Linked DNA regions of Homo sapiens: region 2 is linked to region 1. A link is an interaction called in ENCODE POLR2A ChIA-PET data of the cell type or tissue named here. Cell type or tissue: HepG2. All regions are shown on one strand. Each heading gives the region's core, and the rest is flanking DNA. Links, peaks and the distances in the headings are about the cores only.

Evidence for each region. Peaks named below come from ENCODE experiments on the same cell type or tissue, not always from the same donor. Only the 100,000 strongest peaks of a DNase experiment are listed, where the experiment ranks them.
Region 2: POLR2A ChIA-PET joins it to region 1 with 6 read pairs; 3 of 35 experiments call an interaction of 5 or more read pairs at or near these places.

The regions. Positions count from the first base shown.
Region 1 is chr2:38,946,616-38,949,530 of GRCh38, reverse strand. All of the region lies in intron 10 of ARHGEF33 (Rho guanine nucleotide exchange factor 33), which reads right to left. All of the region lies in intron 2 of LOC105374471 (a long non-coding RNA gene), which reads left to right. Among named protein-coding and RNA genes, the nearest start is that of ARHGEF33, 58 kb to the right of the region's middle. RefSeq lists silencers at 1,614-1,733, 2,000-2,186, 2,009-2,303 and enhancers at 1,493-1,993, 1,994-2,494. In HepG2, for the core only: a CTCF peak has its summit at 1,706 (motif pointing left); DNase peaks (open chromatin) are centred at 340, 1,700 and 2,140.
Region 2 is chr2:39,001,352-39,004,266 of GRCh38, reverse strand. All of the region lies in intron 17 of SOS1 (SOS Ras/Rac guanine nucleotide exchange factor 1), which reads left to right. Among named protein-coding and RNA genes, the nearest start is that of ARHGEF33, 110 kb to the right of the region's middle. In HepG2, for the core only: no CTCF peak of the experiment used is centred there; a DNase peak (open chromatin) is centred at 1,826.

The DNA.
Region 1 (2,915 bases), core at 296-2,795:
GAAGAAGGGAGACGTCAGAGAAGGGTGGGGTGGAGAGGAGAGATAGAGAATCATGGGAGGAAGAGGAAGGGGGACTAGCTGGGTAAGAGTGATGTGATTAGAGGCCTATAGAAAAGAGGAAGAAAAAAATAAAAAGAAGCAGAGTTTTTTTGGGTTACAGCAAGGATTGGAGCTCTAACTTGGTGACTTAAGGTAGGTTCCTTTATGCTTTCAGCACCGCAAGTTTAACAAACAGAAAAGAGATGGTCTGGTTGATCTGAACTTACTTGAATATTTCCCCAGGGTCAAATGAGAGTAAACTCGTGGACAACTGGGGTGCTTTCCCAACAAGCAAACCTTTGTTGGAACAATAGGAAGGATGCCAGATCGAGAGGAGGTTTTTTTCAACTCATTTCCAAGCAAAGCAAAGTGACCTCTGTGACTGTAGCTCAGAGGAGACACACAAACACGAGAATAGGGTACCTAGCCCCCTATGAAAGGATATGAGGAAGACTTCCACTCCCATCTTCCACTCCCTCCACCTCCTGTGCCTGGATCCCCTACAGGTACAAAAGAGGAGAGGCCTCCTGACCTGAGCGCTTACAATGGAACAGTGGGTTTAGGAGATCAAAGAAATCCCTGTCCAGATCAGAGGGGAATTTGGAGGGGTAGCTACGGGGTATACTGACTGGGAGAAGACCATAAACCTGATGGAGAAAAACACAACTGATTGTACTGAAAGTGTAAAATGCTGCACCAGCCAAAGATCTAGGTGCAAAAGATTTCTTCCTACCCAGTGGTTGTAAATGACTTTGTGTAATAGTCCTGGTGTGACCCTGGAAGATATTAGGGCACCATGGGAAGATCTGACTTTGTGAAGAATTGTCCATATATGTATATAAAATGTCTTGGATTATCGATTTCCTTTTTCTTTCCTTCATTCCCCTTCCTCCCTCCCTCCCTTTCTTCCTCCCTTCCTCTCTCCCTCCTTCCCTCCCTCTCTCCTTCCCTTTCTTCCTTCCTTCTCCCTTTCTTTCCAGAGAGCTGCATTCTGCTACACTGTGGTCAATGTACTTGGAGAATGGGAGAGCTGGTACCAATCTCCTCCTGGACTGCCCACCGGGATGACTGTTTGAGATTTCAGGGTGGGGTTGGAGAAGGCTAAGGCCTCCATCAAGCATTGTGGAAGCACATAAGTTACATGAAAAACAATGACCTACAGTGGATTCTATACGAAACATTGAAAACGGGCTTTAAACCTTTTAAAAAAATTTAACAAGGGTATTATTTGAAATTAGGGAGGAGTGTGAAATCAGAAGACAGACAGCAAAGGGAGAAAGATGGCAAGTACAAGCCACACTTAACCTGTTTCACTCTTTTGCCTGGCGCCAGACCTGACGCCCAGAAGCAACTTTTTCATGAAGACGAAGTATTCAGAGCTCAGCTTTTTTTTTTTCCTATTCCTTACTGGGATGAAATTTTGGCAACATTAGTAGTTTATTATTTCTAAAGCCTTCAAAGTTTTTATCTCCTAACAATATAGTACTTAATCAATGAGGGAAATACACTAAAAGCAAGAAAGAAAAATCCAGTTATAGTTTGAGGTTAATAATGTAGCTTTTGTCAGCCCAGAATGAGGCCAAAATAACTCCTGAGCTTGGCAGTAGCAGGTTCCCGCCACCCTGGATGGGCATGATCATTAAACGTGTGCCACCTGGTGGTGATCTGTAGCACGAAGCTTGTTGAGCTCTTGGTGGACACAGCACTGGAGTTTAGCTTACAAGGCTAATTGACAATCCTGCTGAGCTGATCACTGCTCCCTCCATAAGTGTTCAGACAGAACTGTGATCCTGAGGCTGTGGCTCTACCTAGGTGAGTCAGAGCCAAAAAGCCCAGAACTCCAACTTCTGTGATCCTTCGACAAATGACAGCCTGGGCAACAGAGCAAGACACCGTCTTTATAATAAACTGAAAAAGTAGCTGTTAGTGGTATGATGTATAAGAGCACAGGGTGGCTCATGCCTGTAATCCCAGCTGGGGATGCTGAGGTGGGAGGATCACTTGAGCCCAGAAGTTTGAGGCTGCAGTGAGCTGTGACTGGGCCGCTGCACCCTTCTCCAGCCTGGGCGACAGACAGAGACCTTGTCTCTAAACAAAACAAACAAATGAATCATAGCCCTCAAGTTCTGCCCAGGTTTCAGCCAGCAGCAATGTGCCCCTGCAACTTCCAGCCCTTTCAGCCAGGGGCACGGCTGGCTTCAAACAGGCTGAGGAAGCTCTTGAGTGACTCACTTTTCTTTAGGAAAAACCTAAGGTTTTATTTAATAGGTTGGAGAAGATGTGGCCACCTCAGGCTTGAATGTCAAGTTGTACTTGCAGTGGAGGTTATTTGCATCCCAACTTACTTTCCAATGGGGTAAAAAGTGCTGAAGGTTTGTGGTTTGTGATGGGAAAGTTAGTAAATGTTAATATACTTACTTTCATCTTTGCATGGAGAAAAATGCCGATAGTAAATGTTAATATACTTATTTTCATCTTTGCATGGAGAAAAATGCCGATAGAGAAAAGGAACAATTTCATTCTGCTTTGTATTTCCTTCAGCTGGTCTATTTAAAGTACACACAAAGGCTGGGCACAGTGGCTCACACCTGTAATCCCAGCACTTTGAGAGGCTGAGGTGGATAGATCACTTGAGGTCAGGAGTTCGAGACCAGCCTGACCAAAATGGTGAAACCTAATCTCTACTAAAAATATAAAAATTAGCTAGGCATGGTGGTGTGTGCCTGTAATCTCAGCTACTCAGGAGGCTGAGGCAGGAGAATCACTTGAACCCGGGAAGTGGAGGTTACAGTGAGCCGAGATAATGCCACTGCACTCCAGTCTGGGCAACAGAGTGAGATCCTGCCTCAAAAAAATAAAGAAAGAAATAAAGTACA
Region 2 (2,915 bases), core at 288-2,787, 55 kb before region 1:
CTTTTTTGTATTTTTAGTAGAGACAGGGTTTCACCGTGTTAGCCAAGATGGTCTTGATCTCCTGACTTCATGATCCGCCCACCTTGGCCTCCCAAAGTGCTGGGATTACAGGCTTGAGCCACCGCACCCGGCCAGGGACCTCCTTCTTTAATATGTATTGTATCTCACTGACTTCCTATACCCCTGCCACAGTTTTAAGGATTGTCACTTTATAATCAGTGATTCTCAGCAGGGGGCAGTTTTTGCCCCCCTAGGGAGCATTTAGCAATGCCTGGAGACAATTTTTTTTTAATTGTCCTAATTGGGATGGTGCTACAGGCATCTAGTGGGTAGAGGATAGAGATATTGTTAACATCCTGCAATGCATAGGACACTTCCCCACAGCCAATAAGTAAGTATCCAGTCCAAAAAGTCAGCAGTGCTGAGACAGAGAAACCCTGCTTTATATAGTGTTTTCACAGATGATAAAGTTGGTTCTTCAGGGTTTCTTCAGTCCTTTTTTTTTGGCCAATTTTGCCTGTTTATTTTTCCAAATGAACTTTATAAGTTTGAGTGGGGGGGGATGCCCCCAAATGTAACTGGAACAATCTGTCAATTAATTTGTAAAGAACATTTATTATATTTAGCATTTCCCCTTATTATTTTTCCTGGGTATTTTTGGTTTGAATGGTATTCATTAAGTTACCTTTAATTCCAAGAATTTTTAATTTCCTTGGGTTTTCTAAATATTTAATCATGTTTACAAAATATGATACAGTGTCTCTTCCTTTGACCTTATTTCTATGTTACGCCTTACATAATTGGTCATTAACTTCCCAAACAAAGCTTTAAAAATAATGGCAGAAATAAGCAGCTTGTTTGAAACTCAGTTTTAGCGGGGATAAAGTATAATTTTACTACTTGCTTGATTAGATGGTTTTTATCCTTTTAAGAAAGCATCCTTCTTGCTACAGAATTGCTTCATTTCATTATTTTAAAAATACTAGCCTTCAATTTATATCTACAAACTTTTTTTAATTACCGCTATTTGTAATATATCTTTCTCATTTCTGTTTTCACTTACTTGCTTTAATTTACTTTTTCTCCAAAAAGATAAGGTCTCTAATTATCTGCTGATCTTATGAGGTTTAAAAAAAATCATTATTAATTCCTAGTTTTCCTGAGGACTTTTCCCCTACCCCTACGTTCTTTTTTTTTTTTGATACAAGGTCTCACTTTATCACCCAGGCTAGAGAGTACAGTGGCACCATCTTGGCTCACTGCATCCTCCACCTCATGGGCTCAAGCAGTCATCCCGCCTCAATCCCCCAAGTAGGAGGAACTACAGGCACAAACCACTATGCCTGGCTAATTTTTTTATTTTTTGTAGATACAGGGTTTCACCAGGTTGCCCAGGCTGGTCTCGAACTCCTGAGCTCAAGAGATCCACCTGCCTTGGCCTCCCAAAGTTCTAGGATTACAGGTGTGAGCCACCGTACCCAGCCTGACCCTCTACATTCTTGATAAAAATATTGAGTTCATTGATTTTCTCTTCCTGGAAAAATATTAAAGCCTATATGTTTTTGCTTAAAGATATTACCAGTTCGTTTAAGAGGAACTGGAAAGGCTCTGGATATATCTGACGGTATGTCATTCAATCTGTCAACGTATATTTCTTGAATACCTACTAAGTACCAGGACTACGTCAGGTGCTTAGAAAAGTGAAAAATACACAGTCAGTCTGCTCACCTAGCTTATAGTCATGCTACTCATGATATCCCATGGTCTCCGGTACACAGACATGAAAAGAAACCTCAGGACCCATTCACTGACTCACTATTTGGCCCCTGCTCCTGTAACATCCTAATGGTTGGTATTTATTTATACAAACTGAAACTGTCCAAAGTCCTCTCTCAGATCTTTATAAACTTAACTGATCTTCATAACATGTTCTCTTTTTTTTTAAGACAGTTTCACTTTTGTTGCCCAGGCTGGAGTGTAATGGCACGATCTCGGCTCACTGCAACCTCTGCCTCCCGGGTTCAGCAGTTCTCCTGCCTCAGCCTCCCAAGTAGCTGGTATTACAGGCACCCACCACCACACCCGGCTAATTTTTGTATTTTTACTAGAGACAAGGTTTCACCATGTTGGCCAGGCTGGCCAGGCTGGTCTCAAACTCCTGACCTCAGGTGATCCACCTGCCTCAGCCTCCCAAAGTGCTGGGATTACAGGCGTGAGCCACTGCGCCTGGCCATAACATGTTCTTAAGTGAAAGGAGGAAGTTTCAGACCCACTTTAGAGTATGATTTCATAAGGTGTTTTAAGGTGAGCTGTGTGATTTATTGAGTGAATACAAACATGTAGGTAGTTTGATAGGCACACAAAGTTTAATAGGTGCAGCCCATCTGCCAACCTTCGTACCCCTTTCTTCTTGCCCATCTTCCTAGTTACTGAGCCTCTGCTCCTTTAAGGTAGTTTATCTACAACTGACCCTGGTCAGTTTTGGTGCCCTATCTGTGCTATTCTTAAGCTAAAAGTTACCAGTCTCTGGAGTTAGACAGCCTTTCATACAGTTCTGATCCGGTGGGTAAAGCCAGATGTTATTGCTGCTTCTGAATTCCATCCTGTCTATATGGTAGTTTATAGAAACTCCTTCCAGATTCTTTTCCTAAATTCTGGATACTGGTTTTCAAACCCCTTCTTTGGGGGAGGGTCAGGGATAGTAGCTGATACTTCCTCTATTATTTTACCAGCGTTAGTCCCATCTTTTGCTGGCACAACCACCATTTAAAGAATAAAAGTAGGGCAGTCACTCCTTCCAAAGCTCTGCCAGATGTTTCAGGTCTATAACACAGTTTTTCTCCATAAACTAAAATATTCTACTGATAGGAGAATGGATAGGTGGGCTAAGAAATGAATTTTTTCAGCTGGGCGCA